2 separate regions of the Homo sapiens genome follow, and region 2 is linked to region 1. Evidence: read pairs that join two places in POLR2A ChIA-PET (ENCODE). Cell type or tissue: MCF 10A. All regions are shown on one strand. Links, peaks and the distances in the headings refer to the core of each region. The heading gives the core; the rest is flanking DNA. Region 1 overlaps ISM1 (isthmin 1). Region 2 has its middle 18 kb from the start of ISM1.

What was found. ChIA-PET counts read pairs that join two places held together with the same protein. Peaks named below come from ENCODE experiments on the same cell type or tissue, not always from the same donor. Only the 100,000 strongest peaks of a DNase experiment are listed, where the experiment ranks them.
Region 2: POLR2A ChIA-PET joins it to region 1 with 5 read pairs; 3 of 35 experiments call an interaction of 5 or more read pairs at or near these places.

The regions. Positions count from the first base shown.
Region 1 is chr20:13,284,164-13,289,545 of GRCh38, forward strand. It overlaps ISM1 (isthmin 1), which reads left to right. Exons shown (of 6, transcript NM_080826.2): 4 at 4,377-4,520. It also overlaps a transcript of TASP1 not described here. Among named protein-coding and RNA genes, the nearest start is that of ISM1-AS1, 47 kb to the left of the region's middle. In MCF 10A, for the core only: no CTCF peak of the experiment used is centred there; DNase peaks (open chromatin) are centred at 928 and 2,618.
Region 2 is chr20:13,200,305-13,205,686 of GRCh38, forward strand. It overlaps a transcript of TASP1 not described here. Among named protein-coding and RNA genes, the nearest start is that of ISM1, 18 kb to the right of the region's middle. In MCF 10A, for the core only: no CTCF peak of the experiment used is centred there; no DNase peak of the experiment used is centred there.

The DNA.
Region 1 (5,382 bases), core at 128-5,127:
AGCCCTCAGTAATCGGTAGACACTGTCATCTAGGATTAGTGGTGCAGGTTTACTAGTGGCCAAGTCAAGACCCAAGTCACTTCAGTTGCCCCACCACTATGACTGGCCCACAGGACGCTAGTGCCCTGAAACTAAGAAAGGACTACTTTAAAACTCCAGCGGCATCCTTGAAACCCAGCTCTCAGCCCACTGCACTCGGGATAGTTTTATTTCCTCCTTGAGTTATTTGATGTCACAGCCAGGGGCTGTCAAAGCACCATATAGATGCTCCCAGGAACTGTTTTTTCCTGCCGTTGTCATTATCTTTGTGATTATAGCTGCTCACATTCATTTTCTGCTCTGGGCAGTGGCCCCTGGTAGGTGAGCAACTGAGAACAGGCTTGTTTTATTATAGCAGAAAGGAGCACTGCCCTCAATGATTTGTCCCTGTCAGAAATGCCCGTTCTGTTCTTTGAAGACATTAAACAAATAGAAATCCCCAAGAGGAGGGTCTTTGCCGGGACATTGATGGGGGCCCGTGTGCTGTGAAAGCTTCAGGGGAGTGAGCTCACATACATACTTCTTCCTAGGAGGCAGTTTCACTTCACTGTCAGCCTCAATAGAAATAATTAGCCACATGGCGAGTTCTATGCCTAACTTTGGGGGACCCATATGAAAAAAATGTTTGGAAATAAAATGGCTTTGTGAGCATTTAAAATAAAGATGTGGAGAAAGCCACTTACTGCAATAATAAATCCTTGATGGCTTCAGAGTCTGGCAGCTGTCTAGAGAGTATATTTTAGGGAGGATTTTATGGGGTATTTGTAATAGTTAGCTTTTGCTGCTTAGAAAACCACCCCCAGGCCAGGCATGGTGACGTATGTCTGTAATCCCAGCACTTTGGGAGGCCAAGGCAGGAGGATTGCCTGAAGCCAGGATTTCAAGGCTAGCCTGGGCAACATAGTGAAACCTCATCTCTATAAAATTTTTTTGAAAACTTTGGCCAGGCATGTTGGCACATGCCTGTAGTCCCAGCTACTCAGGAGGCTGAGGCAAGAGGATTGCTTGAGCCCAGGAATTCAGGGCTGCAATGAGCCATGATGGTGCCACTGCACTCCAGCCTAGGTGACAGAGTGAAACCTCGAAACAGCTTAAAAAATAAAAAAGAAAGGAAAAAAAAAGCCAACCGCAAAATTAAAGGAATGAAAGAGTTCTCTCCCTCACAAGTCCGTGGGTTGTCTGGACTCTTCTGGTCTGGTCTGGACTGGCTTGGCTGGGGCTGGATGGTTTAGGCTGGCCTCACTCACAATGAGGGGTGCCCAGCTGTGTAGATGCTGTATTGAGATGGCTGGGGCCTCTCTCCACTGGTCCCTCCCCCTCCAGGAGGCTAGCCTAGGCACTTCACGCTTGGGGGAAGAGTTCCCTGCAGCAAGACGGAATGCACGGGCACTTTGTATACCTCAGCTGGCATCCTATTTGCTATTATCCCATTGGCCAAAGCAAGTCATGTGGCCCATCCTGGAATCAGCCCGAGAGGGGAGTAGCCAAGGGCGTGGATTTGGAAAGAGGAATTATGGGCATGATTTTTCACATAATCGGACACAATATTAACATTTAATAATTTAGATCCAAGAAACTATAACAAGAAAGTGCCTCATGCAGGGATTCCAACACAAGAGAGTTTAATGCTAAAATACATAGTTTAATGCTAAAATCTCAAAGTTCAGGGGTGATGTCTCTCCAAATTTGCTCTCTACATTGCGATAATGGAGAGGCCAGGCTGCATGAGATTTCTGGATAGTGGAGGTCCCTTTGCTTTTGCAAAGCCAAGAACACCATTTGGCATCATTGGGTTATGTCTTATGCTGGTACCCACCCCACAGGTGATGCAAACTCTACCTAGGGGATTTAATAAGATTTCTTCTGACTTACTCATTCCCCCTTTTTATGAGTATAAAAACATTATAATCTTTACTTTTGACCTTTTTTTAGCTGTTATTCCCTTTAACAAAATCTGGCCTCGGTGGTGTGTGCAGGATGTGACTGGGTGAGTGCTCATGTGCGTATGACCCGCTGCACCTGGATGCTTCTCTGACAAGTGTGCAATTGTGTGCTTGTTCCAGGCACCTCTCTGGTGCCCTTGGGGAGGTGACTGAGAGACACCAGACTGCAAAGTTCTCGGTGGGAGCAGCGACTGCTCCTACCTGAGTGGTTTCTCCATCCAGAAGCAACTTGTTTCTCCAGTCCTACTGTGTGATACCCAATAAGAGATGGTAGAGAGGAAAGAAGCTAATGCCAGGGAAGGCAGCCGAATTTCCTGACACAGAGCATTAGTTTCAAGCATCTGCTTAGCTGAGTGGTTGGAAAACCATTTCTTAGGAGAAAAATCAAAGTTCAGAAAAATTCTTTTTGGGGGATTGGGAGGAAAATAGATGGGGCCTCGGGGGGCAGATAAGATGGGAGCAAGCTCTCCACTCAGAGTTAGGGAGGAGGACACAACCATGAAATCCACCCCCCACCACCCCGCTCCTCCAATTCCACTTAGTGGACTGAGGAGGCTCCACAGCCCTGTGTTTGCCTGAGGCATGTTCAGAGTGAATGCCATGTAAACAACAGCCTGGAAGGCTGGCACGGGCCCACATTTCAGGTAGAAACATGTGTGGACTACATTCCTGCTGGGCCTATGTAATAACAATCGCCACGACCTGTTATGAACAGAGGGTACTCCCTCCCGGCAAGGGGCATGCCTTTAGCTCCACGCTTGGCAGCAGCAGAGGGCCCAAGGCCATAGGAAGATCTGGGTAAACCAGGAGAAACTGTCACAGAGCAGAGGTACTGCAGAAAGAATCACGCTTTAGAGAGAAAGGGCGTGGTACCAGAGCCCTGCTTTCCTTTCTGTTAACCCAGTGACCTTGAACCAGGCATCCTACCACTCCAAGACTTTACTTTTGATAAGAGGAACTCAGTTTGATAGGTGTATTAGTCTATTCTCATACTGCTCATGAAGACATACCCGAGACTGGGTAATTTATAAAGGAAAGAGATTTAATGGACTCACAGTTCCACATGGCTGGGGAGGCCTCACAATCATGGTGGAAGGCAAAGGAAGAGCAAAGGGACATCTTACATGGTGTCAGGCCAGGGAGAGTTTGTGCAGGGGAACTCCCATTTATAAAACCATCAGATCTCGTGAGACTTATTCACTGCCACGAAAACAACATGGGGAAACTGCCCCCATGATTCAGTTATCTCCAGCTGGCCCCACTCTTGACACATAGGAATTATTACAATTCAAGGTAAGATGTGGGTGGGGAGACAGAGCCAAACCATATCAATAGGGTACCACCCTCTCCCACACCTCTCACCTCCAAGCCCCCCTATTTCCTGGCCTACTTTTCCTTTTTGCACACCACTCATCAATTTCTAACATGCCATCTAATTCACTTGTTTTTTGTGTTTATTGATGATTGTTTCTCTTTTCTCACTAAAATATTAGTTCCTCCAAGGCAAGGATCTTTGAAAGTTGTACTTAATAGTGTATCTCATGTACCAAGAATTGTGCCTGACATACAAAAAGGGTTCAATAGGTATTCACTGGATGGATGTTGAATAATGACCTTGAGGGATCATCTCTAGCTTCACCATTAATGTATCGGTAATCTATTGCTACACGTAACAAAATATCCCAAAGTTGGTGGCTTAAAACAACAACCGTTTATTATTTCTCATGATCCTGTGGCTCAGGAGTTCAGGCAGGGCCACTGGGTAGGTACTCTGCTCCTGATGGCAACAGCTGCATTCAGCTGTCCACTGGGAATGGCTAGAAGGCTTGAGAAGGCTTTGCTCACATGTCTGGTGTCTGTAGTCCATGTGGCTCCTCTCTGTCCATGTGATGTCCCATAATTCACAGGTCTAGCATGGACATCTTTCACAGTAACTGGATTCCCCAAAGCAAAAGTCAGAAGCTGCCAGGCCTTAAGGTCAAGGCCAGCCCAGATTCTAGAGAAAATAGATTCTCCTCTCTCTCTCTTTCTCTCTGTATGTCAATGAGAGGCTATAAGCACAGAGAGGGAAGGAACTGAGGGTGGTTACCTTTGGAAACTGCCTAGCATATTACCCCATGCTGTGCAAATGTATGCATTCTCAGTAAGTGTTTTCTGGGCACCTTCTAGGGATGTACAGACCACCACAGTGCCCAAAACCTCCTTGCTGTCACAAAGCTGATCCCTAAATGAGCCCTGGAGCTGTAAACCTTTTAGCTCCAGCTGAAAAGTCCTCTCCAGCAATCCCCTCCCACAGCGAGAAGGATAGAAGTGAATAATTGACAGGCTGCTTGATGGGGAGATTGGGAGACTCTTTGGCCAAAGTTGATGACCATCTCCCTGGCTGTCTTCCAGATTCCACAGATGGCGAGGGTGACTGGAGTCTCTGGTCTGTCTGCAGCGTCACCTGCGGGAACGGCAACCAGAAACGGACCCGGTCTTGTGGCTACGCGTGCACTGCAACAGAATCGAGGACCTGTGACCGTCCAAACTGCCCAGGTGCGTTTACCTGAGTGTGTAGCTCCAAGTTCAAGGGGAAAGCTTTTTAATTTATCATTAAAAACTTAGTGACATTGTCTTTTTAAAAGATGCACTACTTTTCTTTTCTTTTTTTTTTTGAGACGGAGTCTCTCCCTGTCGCCCAGGCTGGAGTGCAGTGGCACAATCTCAGCTCACTGCAATCTCCACCTCCTGGGTTCAAGCAATTCTCCTGCCTCAGCCTCCTGAGTAGCTGGGATTACAGGCACATGCCACCATGCCTGGCTAATTTTTGTAGTTTTTTAAGTAGAGAAGGGGTTTCACCATGTTGGCCAGGTTGGTCTCAAATTCCTGACCTTGTGATCCGCCCGCCTCAGCCTCCCAAGGTGCTGGGATTACAGGCATGAGGCAAGATGTAACTACTTTTCTAATAAGACTTCTGACCAGAGTGAGTCAGGAGATAATTGATGAGCTGAATGGATTTTCTGAGTCTTATGCACAATTGCAGTGGCCGTGACCTAAAAGACAATGTCGCATTGTACTTATTTAATTTAGAGGAGGGACTCTGGTTAGATTGGGTTTTTGATGTGGGATTTGTTGTCCCTTGAAGAGAAACAGAAGGCAGACACTCATGGTCTGATGAGGAAGCCAGGATGAGAGGCTTGACAACCATCTGCAGGAAAAAGACAGCCCCACCGGTAATACCAGAGAGTTGCCAAAGGCTCCCAGGAGCGCAACCTGGGGCGTCTTGGTAGTTAACTGTCACTTTATACTGCATTGTCAGTGCTTCAAAAACTAAACTAATTGCACACTTGGTGAGAGGTCATGTTGAGAGTCAACAATAATTGTGATTGACTATAGCAGTGGTTGTCAAACTATGGCC
Region 2 (5,382 bases), core at 88-5,087, 84 kb before region 1:
ATTTGGAAAGGGACCTGTCCCTTTGAATTGCAATTATGCTAGAGCAGAGAACCTGCAAAGGGTGTCATCTCTACTGCAGGTAGCTCAGACTGTGATCCTGGAAGCTGGTCAACCCCACACCTACAAAATAAACCTCAACAGCATTAAAACCATCACTGTAAACCTCCAACTCACCTTCTAGTGAAGTTTCTCTCTCTCTCTCTCTGAGGCTGAATACCAGTTCCCAACAAAGGAAACAATGGGAATGTGATATCTGTGGTTGGAAAAAGCACTGCCTTTAAAATATGGTTTATTTTCTCATAAATCCACTTGACTTAATTTATCTAAATCCCATTTGTAATTTAAAAAATGAAATAAAACAAAATAAAATAAGACAAAGAGAAATAAAACAAAATTGAAAACACCAACGGAGTGGCCAAAGAAGAAAACTAACATTGGAGGTAAATTTCCACCTAATCTGGATTATGTTACCAAAGGCAGCTTCCTGCCTTCCCAGTGAGGGGGAGGAGTTAAGACCAAGCTTCATTAGCCATAATGATAATTACATGCATTTTCAAAGAGGCTATTATGCCGAGGCTTGAAGTGCTCTATAAACATTAATTAATTTAAGCTCTGGGTAGCCCAGCACCATTATGTCTTTTGTAAAGAAAAGTAAACAGAAGTGCTTAGAAGCTAAGTGGCTTCACTAGGCTCATTTAGCCAGCTGGCAGCATAGTTGTGAACAAAACTGAGTCTGAATGACAGTCTCCAATGCCAGTCACAGGCACAGAGGACTGCAAGGGACAAAGGGAAGGAGGGATACTGCAAAGTGGGATTAGTAAGGAAACGGCACAATCCTAAATGGGTTTCAAAGTGGGAGTGATGTGGCCTGATTTGCATGTTTAAAAGACCATTCGCACAACTGCGGGGAGAATGGGATTGGAGAAAGGCAAGAGTAAAATTAAGAAGGTCAGGAGTGTTGAAGGAGCCCTGGAAAAGAGATGATAGAGACCTGGCTGAGAGGGCTAGCCCTGAGGATGAGAAGTGGGTGGATTTCAGATGCGCTTTGGTGGTAGAAAATCAGCAGGGCTTGCTGTTGGATAGGCTGTGGAGGGGAAGGGAGGGGAGAAATTTGAATAACTGGGTGGATGATGGCACTTAATTTGCTGCCATTTTGCATTATGCCTATCATAACTATCTGTATTATCACAAATCTTTAGACATTGTCAATCAACTAAAAAAGAAAGAAAAATAGCACTTAATTATCATAGGAATTTCTATTTAAATATTAATGTGCAAAAAAAAAAAAGGCAATGAGAAGAGGAAATACATCCAGATTTTTACTCTGGGTGATCAGAACTATCATAAATATAGGTTTAGTTTTCCCTGATGTAATGGCCTGTGAAAATTTAAAAATGAAGAAAAGTTTGGGATGAAGCAGTAAAAAATTGTGGGCTCTGAGATGGTAAACTTTTTTTTTTTTTTTTTGAGATGGAGTCTCGCTCTGTTGCCCAGGCTGGAGTGCAGTGGTGCCATCTCGGCTCACTGCAACCTCCGCCTCCTGGGTTCAAGTGATTCTCTTGCCTCAGCCTCCCTAGTAGCTGGTATTACAGGCCTGCGCCACCATGCCCGGCTAATTTTTTATATTTGTAGTAGAGATGGGGTTTCACCATGCTGGCCAGGCTGGTCTCGAACTCCTGACCTCATGATCTGCCTGTGTCGGCCTTCCACAGTGCTGGGATTACAGGCATGAGCCACCGCGCCTGGCAGATGGTAAACTTTTTGAAGGTATCCACCCCTCCATACGCACTACCCATCTCCAGGCCTAGCACAGTCAGTGATGTGATGATAAATATTTAGCAACCAGCTTTGCAGGGAGAAAGGAATCAAGTTAGGGGAGCCCTGATTGGTAACATTTGCTGATTTCAATGGCACAAATATTCCCTCCATGGCTGAGTTCAAGCTACCAACATGATGTCATTCAATGGAGTTGGAAAGCAACGTACAGAAGCACATGGTTATACAGTGCATCCACCACACAGATGCAGCAAATGTGAGTAAATTCAAGGTCATTGTAAAATGTAAAGAGGAAATAAGTTTTGAGTATTACTTTTGCTTGTAATATCATATCTTTAATTGTACATTTATGTAATTTAATTCTGAATAATGGCCATGATTAAAAGCAGCTCACAACGTTTCTGAAATTTTAACATTCAGCTCTCACAAGTCACTATGTCCATCTTTAGCACACCATTCATGATTCACTGTAAGACATGCTAGATACCAATTGTTAAAAGAAAAACTCTAAACAAATTAAATTTAACAAAGTCTAATTGAACAAAGAACAATTCACCATTAGGGTAGCCTCCCAAACCAGAATAGGTTGAGAGCAAGGCTGGCTCTGCCGTGTAGTCAAAGAGGATTTATGGATAGAAAGAGGAAAGTGACGTACAGAAAACGGAAGTGAGGTACGGAAACAGCTGAGTTGGTTACAGCTGGGCATTTGCCTTATTTGAACAGAGTTCGAACAGTTGGCCACCTGTGAGTGGTTGAATTATGGCTGCTGTGATTGGCTGAGAATGAACTATTTGTTATGAGAAGATTATAGTCGGCTTCTACATCCAGTTAAGCTATAGTTCACTATGTACACAGAAGCCTGCAAGCAGAACTTAACATATGTAAGGAGGCAGCTTTAGGCTAAACTTAATTTAACACAATGAATGTTTGTGGAATGAGCTTCACTGGACTCCCTAAACTGATGAAAACATCTGTTTTATCATTCAAATTCTAGAAGGGTTTTTTTTAACCAAAATAATTAATAAGCAGTTACTAAGCATTAACTACATGCACAAAAGCTGAGTGCTAGGGGTTGGGGAAAATAAGTAACATGTATTAAATGTTACTGTGTGCCAGTCACTATTCTAGATTCTTTAATAAGTGAATTAATGCATGCAACAGCTTTATAAGGAGCTAGTATTATTATTCCCATGTTATGAGGGAAATTGCAGCACAGAGAAGATTATAAGCTCGATAATGCCACTACTTGAACTCTCTAATGTCAGGATAAATAAATTAAAATGAAGTAAAATCTCTGCTTTCAGCAGTCTCATAAAGAGACATGTACATAGGTATCTATTTCACATGCAAACACTCAATTTAGTTCATGGATCAAACTTTAGGATCTTGTTCAGATTTTAAACTACTGAAAGATTTTATAGTTTCAACAGTCACAGTGCACTTGAAATTATGGTCTATTTTAATAAAATGTGCCTTTATGGATAAATAAATTAATGGATAAATTAATTAATTAAATGACAATTCGGAAAAGCAATTAATTAGTTTGGTTAACATGGTCAATAGCTGCATTTTTAATTAGCAGTGATTTAGCATACATTTTTTATAGCCACTGCCTATTTCTCTTCATGCCACAACTTGCAGAGAATTAAGTTATAAAACTAGTTTATATGCCTATAAAAACCACAAGCTCTGCTAAATGGAAAACAAAGAAGGTAATTTGTACTGTCAAATCATCTTTTTAAACTTAGGAGGAGGGATTAGGGGCTGGCTGATTCAGAGTAAGAAATGCAAAACCTGTAAGGATAAACTCACCCTTTAAAATAATGTCTGACCCAACTTTTTAAATCTATTTTCAAACTACAACAAACTTGTGACTCTGAGGGACAAAAGTGTTTGTCCAAATGCTTGTCACATTGGTTCACACTGAAAACAGCTTTAAAATCACCTCGCATAAAATGTAGTAATGTCATAAGACTTCTCAGAATCCTATGAATATAACTTCAATAATATTACTCAAGCATCTATATGTTTAAAGACAGACTTAATCAGTCTTTTGAGTACTGATTGGTTTTGGATTTCCATACTTTTATTTTAATTTTGAGACGTCTTAGTTCCAAGGCTGAAACAACTTAATTGCTTTTGCAACAGAATTCCCTACCTTTGATGGGAAGCCAATGACAGAGACTCCTCAGAGGGCTGAGTTGTTCTGCCTGTCTGAGCCACTTTTATTCAATTATTTTACATCTAGAGCTCACAATTTTCCTCTGCCATTTCCGGGATCCCTTGTTGGAGTTGTGTCCACCTTTGTAATAGAATTCTTCCCCTGGGCATGGAAATATTACTGAGGCCTCCTTTAATAATTTTAACAAGGTGTTGTGCAAAAAGACATTTATTTCATGTGGGCGATGTGTGGGAAAAATATCTTTTTAATCCTGGATTTATATATTCATATATATATATATATATGTATATTTTTTGAGACGGAGTCTCGCCCTGTTGCCCAGGCTGGAGTGCAGTGGCGCGATCTGGGCTCACTGCAACATCTGCCTTCTGGGTTCAAGCAACTCTCATGACTCAGCCTCCCAAGTAGCTGGGATTACAGGTGCACGCCACCAGTGGATTTATATTTTCTTCCCATTTGAACCCACTTTGGATTTGGTATGAAGTAACTGCCAATTTTAAAGGTCTTAAGACAGAATTGGGGCCAAGATATATTTTGTAAGTAGTGAGAGTATCTTTATCCAGCTAGGGCCACGTGCACCAGCCCCTTCTGACTGGAAGGAGGAACACAACAGACCACGGTGGAAATTGTCTGCAGAGGGCTGGTGGCTCTGCACAATGCATGGAAGCACTGAGTCCCCTCAGGCCCAGACTCCCCTCCAAGAGAGACCTCTTGGAGGATACCTAGGACCTTGTGGGGTACCTATGTTGCCTCTTACCAAAAGGGGCTGCCTTGGCTTCTGCATTTTCTGGAAAGGTCTGCTACTGAGCTCTGGAACCATAAATCAGGTCAAATTGCTCCTCTGCTTGGGACCTTTTGCTGTTTTTCCGTAATTCTCAGAATAAATCCATGCCTCTCCATAGGGATCTGACCCATGCCCACCTCTCCAAGCACTTCTTCCTCCACTCCCCTCTCACTGTAGCCATACAAGCCCCATTTCTATGCCTTGGAGATGCCAAGCCCTTTCCCACCTCCAGGACTGTTTTAAGTGGTGGATCTTTTGCCCGGAAATCTCTTCTAGTATGTCCCTTCTCAAAATCAAGTGTCTGTTCAAATGTCGCCTCCCCAGAGATGGCCTCCCTCAGACTCTGTCATGTTCTACTTGAGCTTCTATGAAGGAATACCACAAACTGGGTGGCTTCAACTACTGACATTTATTTCTTACAGTTCTAAAAGCCGAAGAGTTCAAGATCAAGACCCTAGCTGATTTAGTGTCTGATGTGGGCCCACTTCGTGGTTTACAAACTTGCAAACAGTCATCTCCTTGTCTATCCTCACGTGGTGGACAGCAGAGAGAGGAGGCAAGTGCTGTCATGCCTCTTCCTGTAAGAGCACTAATCCCATTCATGAGGGCTTCACCCTCATGACCCAACTACTTCCCAACA